Regions from separate parts of the Mus musculus genome. Here region 1 is linked to region 2. A link is a loop called in an ENCODE intact Hi-C map of the cell type or tissue named here. Cell type or tissue: left cerebral cortex. All regions are shown on one strand. Links, peaks and the distances in the headings refer to the core of each region. The heading gives the core; the rest is flanking DNA.

Evidence for each region. A loop is a pair of places that touch in the nucleus more often than their neighbours do. Peaks named below come from ENCODE experiments on the same cell type or tissue, not always from the same donor. Only the 100,000 strongest peaks of a DNase experiment are listed, where the experiment ranks them.
Region 1: a loop joins it to region 2, with 3 times the contacts of the local background. A loop is called at or near these places in 2 of 42 quality-filtered maps.

The regions. Positions count from the first base shown.
Region 1 is chr13:115,721,415-115,729,544 of GRCm38, forward strand. No RefSeq gene overlaps it. Among named protein-coding and RNA genes, the nearest start is that of Isl1, 580 kb to the right of the region's middle. In left cerebral cortex, for the core only: a CTCF peak has its summit at 4,349 (motif pointing right); a DNase peak (open chromatin) is centred at 4,223.
Region 2 is chr13:116,295,356-116,303,485 of GRCm38, forward strand. It overlaps Isl1 (ISL1 transcription factor, LIM/homeodomain), which reads right to left. Exons shown (of 6, transcript NM_021459.4): 4 at 7,691-7,977; 5 at 6,256-6,423; 6 at 2,915-4,241. The coding sequence ends at 4,125. Among named protein-coding and RNA genes, the nearest start is that of Isl1, 10 kb to the right of the region's middle. RefSeq lists an enhancer at 1-799. In left cerebral cortex, for the core only: no CTCF peak of the experiment used is centred there; a DNase peak (open chromatin) is centred at 4,190.

The DNA of each region.
Region 1 (8,130 bases), core at 2,064-7,063, 570 kb before region 2:
ACCAGGAGTTTAAAAATACATAATTTCTCAACTATGCAAAATCTAAGCGTGCAATGTGAATTATGAGGGGCTTCACAAATCTAAAGGAACATGAGCCAGCTTGTCAGAAAGATACAAAAGCAGGCAGATTCCTGAGTTCAAGGTCATCCTGGGACACAGGTCAAGGTATGGTAGATATGGTAATTTCAGGACTGGGCCCCATCCAGCTAGTTTTTCTCTGTGCTTAACAAGAGTCTGGCAGATCTCTGAATTCTTCTGCAATGTTAAAAGTAAATGTGTATTTTCTGGTTCCTAAGAATTAAGGGGCTAGGGCCAAGGGATGCTGATTCATAGGATAATAAAAATGAAACCTGAAGTAAATGGATGGATTGATAAGTAAAATAAAGACTGGACTTGTGATCTGCAGAAGAGCTATCCAGAGAATATTTTTTAAAGTAGCAAGAGAGAACTGCTTGGAGAACTGTCTCAAGCAGAGCAGAGGGGGGCAGAGAGCTGTCTGGGGATCTCCAGAGAAAGCAGACAAGAAAAAGAAAGCAAGCAGAACAGAGACAAAGCAGGCTGGAGCGTTGTCTCCAGCAGAGTAAAGGCTGCCAGCTTGGATCCACAACTTGACTTAGAGTCCTTATTTTCACTGCTCCCAGACCACCTTCTCTCAGAACCCCTCTCCACTCAGAGGCTGGTCCCTGGCAATGTCTGTCTCAGCCTTTTCCATTTTTGTTTCTCCTGTAGAAGGAGCCTGCATGTGAGAAAAGCAGGACAGATGCCCCATCTCAGTCATCAGTCTTCTTACTGTGTCACCTCATATTAAAAAGTGGGACTTTAAAACACAACCATCAAATCTCCTAGTGAAAGAAGAAAGATACAGGAGGGCCTTCGAATCTCCCCTTCAAGCACTTGTGGTTGTAATCCCCCTTGGCTGTTATGCTAGTTGAATGTCTATTATGGGAAACAATTTGGAAACTCAGAGAAACAGAAACCTCTTGTGTAACTGGACTATTCCATTTAAATGAAAGCTATCTTAAAGAGCTGGGTTGCTATAAAAACCTATAGCTCCTATATGATATTTTGCAAGAGAAATCCATTCGTGCACAAATCAAATTACATAAGAAGTTAAGACTTACAAGATTGCTGCCCACAATTAAACATAAGGCTGACAGGTTTGCTAAATACAGCATTTTATGTTTGTGCTATGATAAAATTAAGGCTATTTTTAAAAATATCTGAAAATGTTAGGAAAGATTAAGTAAAAAAGGTAAGACATGAATCTCTCAAATATCAATGTTATACTGCAATGTGAGATCTTTGTGGACTCACTAAGAACTATGAGTCATGGGTTGCATGGGTACAAATCATTAGCTACTAATATTTTGGAAAATATATACTTGAACAAAAAGGTACAACATTGTGTGGAAATGATGGGGTGGGGAATGAAGATGGCTTAGCCTACTATTTTTAGCCTTATTATTTTTACTAATCATCGTAGAAAAATGCAAATGAATTCTATATGTGTTAACTTTTAAAAAGTATTGATTTTAACTGAACTAAATCTATTTTAACATAACATAAGCTATTATATGTGAAAAGGTGTTTGGGTAAGAATAATAAATTTAAATAATACTGTACTTAATTTCTGCAGATGCTTTGCCTGAAATTTCAGGGAAAACTAAGAATGGTCTTGTTTGGATCTAATGTTGTCTACTGTATGGATCTAGTAATGTAAATACCGAGAGGGTGTGAATGGCCTGTTTGTTTGTGTGACTGTCCTTCCATCTACCTCTTCAGCCAATTATATAGATTTTGCTTAATGAGCATTAAGACAGCTCCTTCATTCCACATTCCATATTTAAATTACCTGCTGTATTTTAAAAATGGTACTTCCCTGTACTCTGATTTTAACTCTAATACCAGGAAACATATCTGAAAAGGTATTAATAGCCTGAAAACTATGTCTTTTGTATTTTTTGAAATTATATACTTAAAACTTTACTCTGATTCCTTTCCTCGTTCTGAACACATCCATAGAACCTCGCCAACTCCTTCAAATTTATGGCCTTGTCTTTCACTAAAGGTTATTGCATACATATATAAATTAGTGTGTGTGTGTATGTATATATATATATATATATATATATATATATATATATGTATATATGTGTGTGTGTGTTGTATACATATACATATTGTATATAATACATATATATTGATACACATATGCATATATATGTGTGTGTTGTATACATATACATATTGTATATAATACATATATATTGATACACATATACATATAATTGTGTGTATATGCATATAAGCATATACATGTATATGTATAATCTTACATATAACCTGTTCCATCCACATATGTTATTGGTATCCATGATTTCAGGCCTGGTCATTTGATACCAGACAACCAATTAATGTGCTTTTTCCCTGGGAAAGACCACAGGATATAAGTTGTCTGACAGAAGACAGGGAAAGGTATAGTGCTTTTTAGAAAATGTGAGATAAATGCAGAAAAAAGGGGGAAATGGGCAAAATAAAAATAAGGGTCCTTTAAAATAACAATAAAGGCCACAAGGAATTATACTATTAACTATCCAAAACAAAACAAAGCAAAATGAAAAGCTAGGTATGTTTTAATGATTTTTACCTGTGCTAGTTCCTGCATTTGATTTCAAATGTAACAAGTTACTTGATACTGTTACAAACACATACTCAAATAAATTTTTATTAATTTCTGATCAGTTGTTCTAAAAGAATAAAAGTAAGATATATATCCAGAAAAATGAGCCACATTAGTCAAATTTGATGCTTTTTCACATGCGATATAAAATTAAATGACCCATATTTCTGAACTTTATTTAGAAGAAACCTAATGTTTTAAAATAAACAAAAAACAAATTGATCCAAAGTATTTTGGATTGCTAAATTGAAATGAGTATTTCCTTTGGGAGTAATGTGTACCTTTTTCTTTCTATCTTTTTATACACACATACATAACCTTTAAATTGTGTGTGTGTGTGTGTAGGCGTGCACGCATGTGCACGCATAGAAATATATGCATGTATAAATAGTATATATATATATACTTTATAGGCATCTATATAAATACCACACACAAATACTTGCAGTATCTAACTCCTTTATAAAACAGGAGAAATTATTTTTCTAGAAGCCCACATGTGTGCAGTTTCTTATTCATTTCTTTATTAAATTGTAGTTATGTGTAAGATATTCAAAAATTAAAAAGAATTATACATGAGAGAAATCAAACATCAACCAAATGATGTGAATTCAATTTCAGTTAGTGTTCATAGAATAATGTTAAGAAAACAGCTCAAATGTGTTTATAAAATCCTGTTTAATAAAGATAGAAATCTATAAATTTGCCTAAAAACAGAAGAAAATGAGAATCAAGTCTCAGACTCATTGTTTCCATCTTTAAATGCCTTTTCTGTTTTTATGCTAAAGACACTAATAAAAACTATGATAATTGAAAATTTTGTACATTCCCTGATCATAATTTGCTAATAATTTCCTTCCTAATGATAATAATTTTGATCTATTCAAACACCAGTTTTATTGAAAAATCTTTTTTTTTAAAGAAAAAAAATCTGAATTATAAATAATTGAGCCCTATTATTGTCTGTGTGTGGGCCAGGGAGTAGGAGAAAGTGGAGTAGTTAGCCTTAATTATCTGGATAATTTATTTCTGTCAACCCAGCCTTGGTGCCCTTTCCCTTCGAAATTGAAAAGTTATATTAGAAATTACAGTTCGTCTTAAAGGAACTATAACATTAGAGATGACACTTCGGCACATTTGTGGATAAGTTACTTTCGCTATGTCACCTTTCCTGGTGATAGTTGTGCAGTTTTCCTATCTTAGGACGGAGACTGAGAGCAGATGACAGGAGGGTCAGGGGACTCTTCTTTCCCTCAGAGGCTCCGGCCATTGCCGTCTGCAATCAGATTGTTAGCATGTCAGCTCAGTCTATCAGAGTCCCTTGAGTGCTGTTCTGCCTGCTAAGAGAAAATACCTTGTGTGTTGGCTGTGGGTGTCTCTTAACAACACTCTGTCACTCAGCCATGCAGCCTAAATGGGGCATGGAGCAGAACCTTCACACCAGTGTGCAATAACTGAGCTTCCCAGCTCGTGTGTCCTGACCTCATAAGAAGACGCAGTCAAGGACCAGGGTGAAGAGCCAGGCTAGGCTTGATGACTGCTGACCTTCACTTGACTGTTAAGAATGGCAGCTTCTTTTACACCAGTCACTCAGAAACAAATGTAATAAAACAGTTTTTACTCAGAAAACCAATAAGGCGTTTCTTCTATGTAGTGTGAAATGCAGCCACTAGATGACACCAAGAGATAGTTTCTATATGTCTTCTTTCTTATATGTTTCTATATATCTGATCTCAGTTATCTGTTCAAAAGGTAATATTCTAGCTAAGATTTCTGGTAAGGTCACAGATGTAGGCCAAGTGAGAGTTTGAATTATTTTTTAAATGGCCTTTTCTTTTGGATATTATCACTTACCTCCTAACCAGTAAGAGGAGCAAAATGAATCAGAAATAAAAAACAAAACACAAAACTAAACATGAGGTCATTCGGATCCTCAACCTTAGCCTTCTCCCTTTGGCTTCCCAGCGTACCTCAAGGGAGTAACACTGTGATTCAGGGAGGTCCTGCAGTACCATTATTATCAAACCCTCTAATGGGCTTGAAATAAAGTCTCCATTTTCTCTCTAGAATTCAGTTTTGTAAGCAAATCTTAGAAGTATCTTAGAATAATATTGCTATGTGACTGGCCTGTTTTGATGCCCATGTCTGCATAAAACAAGAAGTTGTAACAATATCAATGAACTCTTGAAAGACTGCCTATATTTCCTTCAAAAGACAACTGATATTTCATCTCAGACTTATATTGTGAGTGACCCATAGTAAATTAAAGTAAGTTGCCTTTGGCACTATAGAATTTTTAAAAAAAAAAATGGTTTCTCTATATGATATGATACTCAATAGCAAGATTCTTATGTAGTTAAAAACTGAATATTTCACATATCACTACCTGACTACTATGTCTTCAGGGGTCTGCAACCTTAAAGATACATAAAGAGGATGTAAACACTAAATTAATAGTTATCAAAAGTGTTTTAGAGTGCTTCATGATCAAACTCCTAAGTAGAACTTTGAAAAGAATTGATAGCAATTTAATTTGGCCTACCATTTCCAAAAGGGAATAGTTTTTTTTTTTTTATTTGTCTACTATTAGAAAAAAAATTGCAATACATGCTCTTGATTACAAAAAACATCTGGTGAATATAAGTTTTTTCAATTCACTTTTAGAAAGCAAATTGAAAAAAAACCATAGTATGTTTGTAGACTGAAGAATAATTAATTAAAGTATGCTGATCAATTAAATATATAATAAAAAAATTTAAAAATCATTTTGGAATAAGTACTTTTAAAATCTAACACACTATATTTTGGCAATTTGATAAATTCATTTTATTTTCATTATAAATGTAGAAATTTACCTGGTTCTCCCAAGTTTCATGGAATAGTCTCAAATCATGGTGATATTTTTATTTGAATAGCGAATATATTTTGAAGTCAAAATACAAAACTGTATTTTATATTGAGTGTTTGTTGAACATTGCTTGTTTGCATAAAATGCTGATCCTTACCCAGATTTGCCTGTTTGTATTGTTTTCCTAACTGAAAAAGCACAGAAAAAGCCTGCTAAGAAACTTAATTTGTTTACAGTCGGAAATATGTCAACATTGTCTGCATAATTTTAATAAGTAGCTCTTTGAAATTCAAAAAAGTACAGAAAATTATTCACTCAAATATATTTTGTTTTCAGAATAAATTTACAATTCCAGGGAATTTGACATTGAGTCACTTTGAACCACATGGCTGAGAGTACACAGGTCTCATAATTTTATAACAACCACTTTCTCTCCCTAAAGTTTTGATGATTTATTTCCTGCCCGATTTAGCTAAGTATTAATTTTCTACTTCTGAGGAAAATATAGATTGCTAGTTCATAAAGTAAACACATACATACATACATACATACATACATACATATATGCATGCATGCATCAATGCACACATACAAAGACATGAGCAGAAATACCTCCTTGTGATTCCTATGAGATATAGCATAGTGGTCAGTACAAATTTATAAAGCCATGACTTGTTAATTTTATTAATGTCATGACAGTTTAATATTTCTTTTCTGTTGGAAGCATGGACATTAGGGTGGGTTATTATCTAAATTATCCTAACAGTATTTAGATAGAGACATTATGGTAATCTGAAATTAAAAAAAAATAATGACCTGGAGTTTCACAATGCATGGCAGAAATGATTATATTAAATACAAAACATTCAGCTAAAAGGAATATTTTCTGATTTGTTTTCAGCTTCTACATTACTCATTACTATATCCTTACCTTTTATTAATATAAGCAGAGAGATAGTTTTTCATTTGTCGAAACCCTTATAATAAGCATCTGAATTTGGGGGGTGGTGGTTATCTCACAAAAACAGCTGAAAATAATTTGGCTGCCTAATTTGTTTGTCTTCCTTTTCATTTTTTTCTTTTTGATAGAGATATTTTCTTTATTTTTCCCTCCATTTACAGGTGCAGAATTAAAGAACATGTTCGCTCACTATATTATTGATGCACTTAAGTGGAGTGTTCCGAAGCATGTAATTACCGTGTAGGCTTATGGCCCTGAAGTAGCCGGGGATGGTGGTGCTGCATATCCATGATTTGAAGGACATACAGTGATGATTATAGAGGCAGCGCTCTCCATCCATTCCAGCCCTTTTGTGTTTAGCTGGTTGTCATGGCAAATAATTGGATAGAATTTAAGCCACTTTCTTCCAAGTGGGAAATTCATAATTTTACCCTTCACCTAATTTTGTAGATACTTTTAAAGAATCTTAAAGTTTCTAGAGGAATGACGTAGAGCCGTGTGGGAAAATTTTTCGCATTCAGCGGGCATCTAAGAAAACACACTTCTGTTTTGGGGGATACAAAAGAAAAGAAAAAAAAGAATCGATCTCCATTTGCACCAGTTTCCTTTCCGTCTCTATAACTAAGCCACAAAATACAAAATTAAGCTTTTTTTTTTTTTTTTAAATCAAGGCTACTTTGTTTTACTCCAGCAGCAGCTGAGGGAAAGGAAACAGGGAGGACAACATAAAACTTGATAAAATGCCAGTGAAAAATATTACCCTCCTTACAGCCTCATCTTCAGAAGGTAAAAAACCTTTTCCAAAGAGAAGGTGAAATATTACATATGCAGGATTAGGCTCATATCCTCGGGGGAAATTCTGTTAGAGGAAGGGGTGGGGTTAACTGACATGTAAAAATGTTTAAGTCTACTAATAATGATAGAGTTCTCAGTTTCTAGTTTAATGGTATAACCTTGAAGGATACATTGTTAAAATATGTCTTTTAATTATGAAACAATTGTATAAAACCTTAGGAAAAATAAATAGCCTTGGTATATTGGGACACCAATCGATGTTTTTCCTGTCCGAAAGCTACTGACCATGGACATAAGCTCTGTAACATGCACATCTATTTGAATTCATCACATCCTTATAGAATTAGAGTGTCACAAACAATTAGAAAAAAAAACACAGCAGCAACAACAAAACACACGTATGTCTTCCAGAGGAAATTATTTAGAGAGGATACATAGATATTGATGAAGATGTTTAATAAAATTGATCACTTTATATAAGTGATTATTCGTGTATTACCAAGTGCACAATCTCAGTAATATCATTCTTGTGACAAAATTGTCCTGGGTCACTGGTCCTCTCAGTTTAACAGCCATGTTCTAGGAGTTCTTGTGTTTAGCAGGACATAAATAGCAAGTCATACTCAGTGTAGATATTAGTCCAAAGTGCCCAAGGCTGTATATCTTCCCTCAAAGATCTGAATTATTGTGTCCGTTCCTTATGGACTGTTACCTCTTGATCTATGAAAGGGAAGTTTTTTATCTCATAAGAAAAATATGTAAGTGAAATGATAGAACAGCATGAATTTAGAAAGAAATGAAGCACTTGGAAGGATGCTAGGACAGTGCCAGTAAGCTTTGAGACAT
Region 2 (8,130 bases), core at 1,797-6,796:
GTTAGGGATGAGACCGAAAACCCAAAACACATAAACTCTTTTTGGGGCGTAGTGAAATGAATTAAAGGGATTTTTTTTTTTTTTTTACTCCTTTTGAAAAAGAAAAAAAGCTACGTGATACCCCAGGGGAATCAGAAAAGTTATACCTCAATGATCAATTTTATTTGTAGTTTATACGTGCAAAGTACTAAGGTATTCAGTGTTTCTAAGACAACTCATTGTCTAAGACACACATTGTCTTTCTGGCTGGTAGTCAAAGGGATTAAGACAGATCGGAAGGGAGGTCAACAAATAGAGTTTAACAAGCTGATGGGGTGAGTGGCAAGAGAGTACCACCAAGTTGGCCCTTGGATATTGAACTCCAGATAAGTTGTCCATGGGCAGCACACACACACACACACACACACACACACACACACACACACACACCTATGCCTAATGATAAATAATCAAAAGTGTTATTGCAATGGATTCTAACTTAAAAGGAAACGTTTTAATAGTAAGAAAAATGGTTCTCTTTCGATGAAAGAGGAACAGTAAATTGGATAGGTTAGTATTCTGAAGAAACTATAGCTTAATAATCTTATCTTTGAGAATGTAGGGGCTGATAGGAATCCCCTGATTTAGATGAGCACCCTAGATGTTTTCAATTGCATGAAATAATGGCTTTCAGAAGCTAGAGGAAATGAGTCAGGGTATCCAGAATGAAGGACTAGGAATGAGAAACAGGAGAGTGGGGGGCAAAGACAATAGCAAATAAGGGGTTTGTTTAGAAGAAGGGTGCTCAAAACTGAGTCTCCAGAGGTGTGCAGAGGAAAGGAAAGAGGGAACCAGGATAATCTGCAAACAGGAAGGCATGTCAGCTACTCATTTTAGCACACCCTCTAAGGAGACTAGAAGGGGAATCTTTCTCATTAATTATACAGGGACTCCACCCATCAATCCATCCACAGACCCCAGGCAACAAACACATTGGATCTAGCAAGTGAAGTCAAAATTACTCACCACTGTCTGCTATATTACTTATATTTCAAGCTATGGACTGGACTTCGGAACACACTGATAGCTATAGATGTGAGATATCACAACTACACACACACACTTTTAATCTCAGAAATCAGTGCATAGATGGAAGATAAACAAAGATGTGCATCTTGCACCAGTCCCTCCATTGCCTGAAAAGTCTAAAGTTGCGTTGCTGTTTCTGTCCTAATGCATGTCAGTCCAGCACAGGCTATTAGTGGGAAAGGGACTTCAGAGGCCTTTACACCTCCTTAGTCTTGCATAGTCTAGTATCTTTGTAAGCTCAACCCCAAATTCACACTGTACCTGCCAACCCTGGGCATGCTCTTCTTTGGTGGTTTTTCTACATGGTGAGAAAAGGGAAAGACAAACGGCAGATGAATTTATATAGCAGCCAAGAAACTAAGAAAATCACCTCTAGTGGTGAGAAATTAGAGACAGAGACAGTTAAAAAGGGGGGGGGGTGGAAAGAGAAGAAAAGAAGATGGTGGGGAGAGCCTTTCGTGGAAGAAGATCCGTAGGAGATAAGACAGAACTCTTGTTTTTTTTTCCCAGCAAACAACTACAAGCCATTATTACCACCCGCCAAATTATTACCCCTCTGTCAAGAATTAGACACAACAATCAAAGTAATCAAGGGCATGTCTAATGCACTGTAACGTTTCCAATGCAAAGTTTGTTTTCTTTCTGCCCTCGTGGTAGAGCCTGTAATTAACCCGTTATGTAGAACGATGCCAAACAAAAGCCTAATTGAGGCTCACTTCAAGATTTGCGCAGGTTTGGAGAGGGTGCAAGCAGACTTAAGAGCTGCCGGCCTCGGGCGTCACGGGGTCTCCAGCCCAGCCTCCGGCCTCCGCCCTGTTCTGAGTCAGGGGCTACAGAGTGTAACGTGCCACATCACACACGGTTAGGGTACTTAGCTTTCGTAGTTATTAAGTTGTCATATAGTGAAAATGGCATTATACTCGCACAGACAAGCGAGAAAGAACCTGGCATGGGGAGTGGGGGTCAGAGGGGGCAAACAAGAGCCCAATTTGAGCCAGGACTTTGTGTCCATCCCTAGGTTCTGTCGCTTGCAGGTGAGCCTTTGCTAAACGCGGTGTGGGTGGCAGTGTCTGATCCAGAGCGCACGTCCGCTCTCACCACCCCAGCCAGTGGGGCGCCTGCAACGCACAGAGCGGGGACGCTCACTCCAAAACAAGGCGGTTCCAAATAAAATGCTTTCCGCGCCTCCCTTTGCAAGCCAGCTACCTTTCTCTCAAGGGGTTGAAATTAGAGATGGGAGGGAGGAGCGGTGGGGGGTGGGGAAGTGGACGAGGTAAGAAAATGCAGACACCTACAGTTCTGAGAACTGCTGAGAGAAGCGTTTCCTCTCCCAGCCTTTCCTACCTTCTGAGCAAAGAAAGCGGAGTTTCTCAATCAGCCACCGCTAGTCTACCATGGCCACCCTTCACTGGCTAGGCTAAGTTTCTTCATCAAGAGTTTATGTTTGACTTGTGGGTGATTTTAACGATCTTAAGCTATGACTTTGGTATAAAGCACTTGGCGTTAAGAAAATTTAGCGATTCCAATCAAAACCCATACTTAGAGACCTTCTTCCTTTTGGGATAGATGCAGGGTGGGGGTGGAGGGAAAAGACAGGGGGAGGGAAAGGACAGTGACAGAAGAGAAAACAGCATCTCCTTTTCAAAAAACCCGTAACATTATCACAGCCAAGAGCGAAAAGACTTCTATTGAAATCGAAACTTGCAAACTCGACCTGAACTACTTGCAACACAATATCCCACCTAGTCTACTGTATGTCATTTTAGCCCAATTCGCAAGCAAATCCTTCATTTCAAACATGCCAAAGGTTTGCTAATAAACATATAAAAGAGGGACCCTGAATCATTGCGTTTATTTAATTATCTATGCCAAACGTTTATTAGTGAAATAGTCCTGAAGATATAATTCTACATATGGCGCTTTGATTTCACATAATATTTAAAGAAAAAAAAAAGACAAAACACATAAACTTAGACATATAATTCAAAGACCACGGTACAACCTTTATCTTCTTTTTACTTCAGCAAACAAAAAAAAAGTCAAATGACATGAAAAGTGGCAAGTCTCCTGACAATAAATAATAAATTACTTTTATAATTTTTGCAATGCAAGAGCAAACAAAAAAAGTTTCCTTTTTCCTCTTTATTTCCAGAAAGAGCGAAAACAGTCATTTTAACCAATAACTATACACATCTTTGGGGGAAAAGTTCTTGGACAGACAGGAGTCAAACACAATCCCGAGACGCTTGTGGCAAAATAGAGGTAACCTTGTTGCAATGCTTTATAAGTTGGTTTTTAAATACAAATTTAAAAACCTTTAAAGTCGCTTCAGACTTCTTGATAGAGGATGGATCTCAAAAAAATTGTAAAGAGAAATAAAGAAAAGGAAAGAAAAGGATGGGAGGAGAGGCAAACGTAAAAGAGAAACCAGCTACAGGGCATGCTTAAGAGACCCAGAATTTCACGTAACCCCTTGTCAAAGTCAACTAAAAACATTGCAAACCAACGCAGCTCCGCCTTCCTGAAAGGACACTTTCAAGTCACTGAGGCTGGTTTCTTCCGCTCTGTGCCGGAGCTCCTGTTTGGCAAGGCAGTGACCAATATAGAAACAGCACCATTCAGAATAGGATGGACTAGGAAATTCTCTGTTTCTGCTCTTCCTCTAGATGTGCAGTGAAATGAAAACGCGCATTTTTTGAGATCCTTGAATATAAATCCTCTACGTTTTAAAAACGGTCTCTCTCTCTTTTTTTTTTCTTTTTCTTTTTTAAGTACTCCTAAGGTCATTGAATAGCATATGTTGGGCTTAGGGTTTTGTTTGTTTGTTTGTTTTTATTCTAGTAAAATCCCATGATTGTCTTCACAGTGTTGCTACCATATCACTTTGTCATTAGAACAGACTTCATGCGCTTCCTGGAGCGTTCATTTCTTGATTCAGTTTCCATTGACTGGGTCGTTAAATACTTTTTATTTCGGAGTTCAACGTCATTTCCCACTTTCTCCAACAGGGGAAAAAAACAAAACAAAACAAAACAAAACATCTGAATGAATGTTCCTCATGCCTCAATAGGACTGGCTACCATGCTGTTGGGTGTATCTGGGAGCTGCGAGGACATCGATGCTACTTCACTGCCAGTAGAATTAGAGCCTGGTCCTCCTTCTGAAAAATTGACCTGTATGGAAGGTTGAGAAGTCAGCAAAAGGGGCTTCAGTAGTGTCCCGAGCTATACAAAAGTATTACATTGAGTCTACGCCTATAAGTTCCTGTAAGTAGAACTGGTATACCAACAAAGATACCTATGCCTGTCATAGAATTTAAACAGGCTTTAAAGGAAGCCCAGGAGAAGCACTTGCAAAGAAATGCTCTCCATTTCTCCATCTTCCTAAAGAGCTCTCTTTTAACCCAAGCTGAATTCCCAACATTGTGTCCTATTAAATTATTTAAGAGCAAATGTGTTTCCCACTGTAAAGTGGCATCATAACTCTCCCTCTAAGGCTTGAAATAAAATTATCCAGCTGCCTACTAGCCCGGGGAGTAGGAAAGTTCTCTAGGCCAGAAATTCAAGGCAGGCTCCTGAGGAACAATGCTTAACTCTTTAGTGGATTCACAGTGTGCTCTCATTGCCTGACCCCTCCTCCCCTTTCCACAAGGAGACCTACACATTCATCATCTCATTATAAATTCAGTGTGACGTAAACTGTCACCCCCACCCATAACCATACCCTCCTACCCCTTCCTCGGGTTCCACTTCACCGTTCTCACCTGACACTCAAGTTTCAGGAGGAACCAAGCCCCCTCTCACCTCCTTTTCTATTATTCAAAGTTTACCTACAGAATGCTTCCTAGGGACAATTTGTTTTATTTAAGGAAAAACTTTCTCTTTGGCTCCAGAATCCCTTATCTACTATCTATTAAACCTTCTCCTTGCGAGGTCAGGGGACTTCTCAAATTTGCCTGCTCACTAGATTGGCCCATTTACACATACACATACACACACACACACACACACACACACACACACACACACACACACACACACACACGGGGGTGGGGAGGAGAGAGAGAGAAAGAGAGAGAGAGAGAGAGAGAGAGAGAGCATGGTACCAAGCCCTTTTAAGCACTTGCCTCTGGCCAATCACCCTTATAACTGTTGACAAGAGAAAGCAAATATGCTTAGGGCACAGGATAGAATGGGGGGAAACCTATTCTCAATTGATGCATTAACTGTGCTTCTAAAGAAAGGGGTGTTTTTTAGGACTCAGCTTCGTGTTTAATAAAACAGTATCTATGGGGCTGATCATCCTTTAAGGAAGAAGAAAAAAAACCTTAAGCATATGCACCACACCGATCTATCTTTAAATTTTTCTTTATCTTAACCTTTTATAGGTAAAATGAATTAATTCTCTGCTATGGATGAATGTGTTAGACCCTTTAGTGCTAAGACAGGTTTTCACAAGTTAAATATGCATTGCCTCTGACAATGCTCATGTTCCTTTTGGCATACATGCCACACTGAATGTAATTGTGTCATATCTGAACTCATTTGTTTAAAAATATTTTTAAAATCCTCTGCTTTAGATCAATCTGTGCTTTGAAAGAAACATAACAATAATAAATATCAACCAAACTATTTAAATAACTATCCTCGTGGTTGACATAGAAGAGAATTGTGTTCAGACAGCTCCCTGCTGCTTATGCACAACTGCATTCTAACTGGGTATCACACTGGGCGTGCATCCCAGTCATTTTTACTTGAATCAGTCACAAGACACAGGTAAAGCAAAGAACTTACTGATTGCTGATCCAAATGCCACGGTGGTCTCTGAAGTCCTTGTAATTTAGAACAGCCTAAAATATGTGACATTGCCACTGTCTGTACCTCTGTACACAGAACTACTTAGGCACTGAGAAGCTCAACCCATAAGATATGCCTCCTTTGTAGGAAGATCACACTACACACTTAGGCTACATAGTTAAATTGTGGCATCTCAGTTTTAAACAAAGATTCACAAGAGATCTCCTTTCCTTCCATCTGCCTCCCTCCTCTTCACCACCACATCCTGCTTTCTCTCTAATCCCGGTACCCTCCCTCACCCCAGGGGACCTTTCAATGCCTAACAGTTAAAACGAGTCTCCTTTTTTTGTTAGGGATCCAGTCTTTTCCCATTTGGGAGCCAGACACTTACCAGTTGCTGAAAAGCAGGCTGATCTATGTCGCTTTGCAAGGCGAAGTCACTCAGTACTTTCCAGGGCGGCTGGTAACTTTGCACCTCTACTGGGTTAGCCTGTAAACCACCATCATGTCTCTCCGGACTAGCAGCCACCATGGGAGTTCCTGTCATCCCCTGGATATTCTGTGAATAACGCCCCCCCCCATCCCAACATGTTAATGAGCAAACTCCCTCCCTTCCTGGTCTGCATGTGCTAAGTAAATATACCCAAGTATTTATCTTATCTACACAGTGGCCCTGTATTGACTCAGTTAATCTGCTGTACCTATGGATATGAGTTTGAGTTCAGTTTTGTTTTTCTACTTCTGTGCAGTGGATTATGAGACTGGCTGAGATCTTATTAAAACAATTCTGCTGCATCTATCACCTTTTGCTTCACCTTCACAGCTTATGCCCTACCCCAACCCCTCCCACCTGCGTTAAGAGGCCACAGTCTCCCAGAACTAGAAAACTGAGGTCCAGCCAGGGTCTGTCTCCCTTCAGCCTTCTGATACTGGTTTTCTAGGCAGTTTGAGTTAGCTGAACCCATCCCCCTGCCCCTAAGCACTCTTCCTTCCAGAATCATACTTACCCCACCCTAGCCCCAAGGTTTCTGGGTCTGGCTACTTCTGTGCTATTATGCTCTAACTTAGAAAGTACCCTTACCCAGTCTCGGTCTGCCTGCCAAGTTTAATGACAATGGATTTTTTTTAAAAAATGGCATTTAAAAATAGGGCTGAAGTAGTTTAAAAAAAAAAAACAAAAAACCTTTACCTTAACTTAAGCAAGAGGTGGGGGAGGGGGGTGGAAGGGGAGTGTGTTGTTGCCTAACATAATGATACCAAAGGCTGGAAGGAAGCTTGGAAGAGGGGAGTGTCTGCATGGGCACCTTGAAGGGATCTCCCAAATGCAAAAACAGTGGCAAGTCTTGCCAAGAGTTGGGGTGAGACCAGAATGCTGGATAGATGGAAAGTATATTGAATCATGTTCTAGATCAGCACTCAAGATGTTGCCCTTCACAACGGGAGCAACTCTAATGGTGCCAATGCTTGCAGAACCTGAGTTCAAGACCTCGCACCATCTGCCCTGGGAGGGAGGGAGCCACTAGGTCCTTTAGGTTCCAGGGTGCCCATGGTGATGAAGACCATGACCCCTTTTGGAATCAGCAATGGATGGGGGAGGATGGGCACCACTCAGACGTCTGCAGTTTCTAACCAGCCAAATCTCGGCCTTCTTGTAGAGAGTAGACACTATACACCTGGGTTTAGGTGAAGTGAGAGGTCCACCTTGGTTTGGGCTCCTGCTGGTGCTCCACAGAGTACCAATCCATCAGATCACAGGGATGCCCCGCTAGCCCGGTCTTCCAAGGTCTCCTAGCATCCCTTCCTTGCTTAGCTTCGGGGCTACTCACAGTTTTGTCGTTGGGTTGCTGCTGCTGGAGCTGCTTCATCATGATGCTGCGTTTCTTGTCCTTGCACCGCTTGTTTTGAAACCACACTCGGATGACTCTGGGACTGAGGCCCGTCATCTCCACTAGTTGCTCCTTCATGAGCGCATCTGGCCGAGGGTTGGCGGCATAGCAGGTCCGCAAGGTGTGCAGCTGCTTCTCGTTGAGCACAGTCCGCACTCGGGTGGTCTTCTCCGGCTGCTTGTGGACGTGCGGCCGCAGAGCTGGCTGCCTAGCCGAGATGGGTTCGGCTACGGGGCAAAGGGACTCGGTGAGCATGCAAGGCCACTCCCGCCACCATCAGCCCACTCCATTCCCTATCTAGCCCTGGCTCAGCACACCTCGCAGAAACAGCAGAGGGTAGGGATGAGGAGGAAGAAGATCTCTCGCTCCTTAGTCAATAG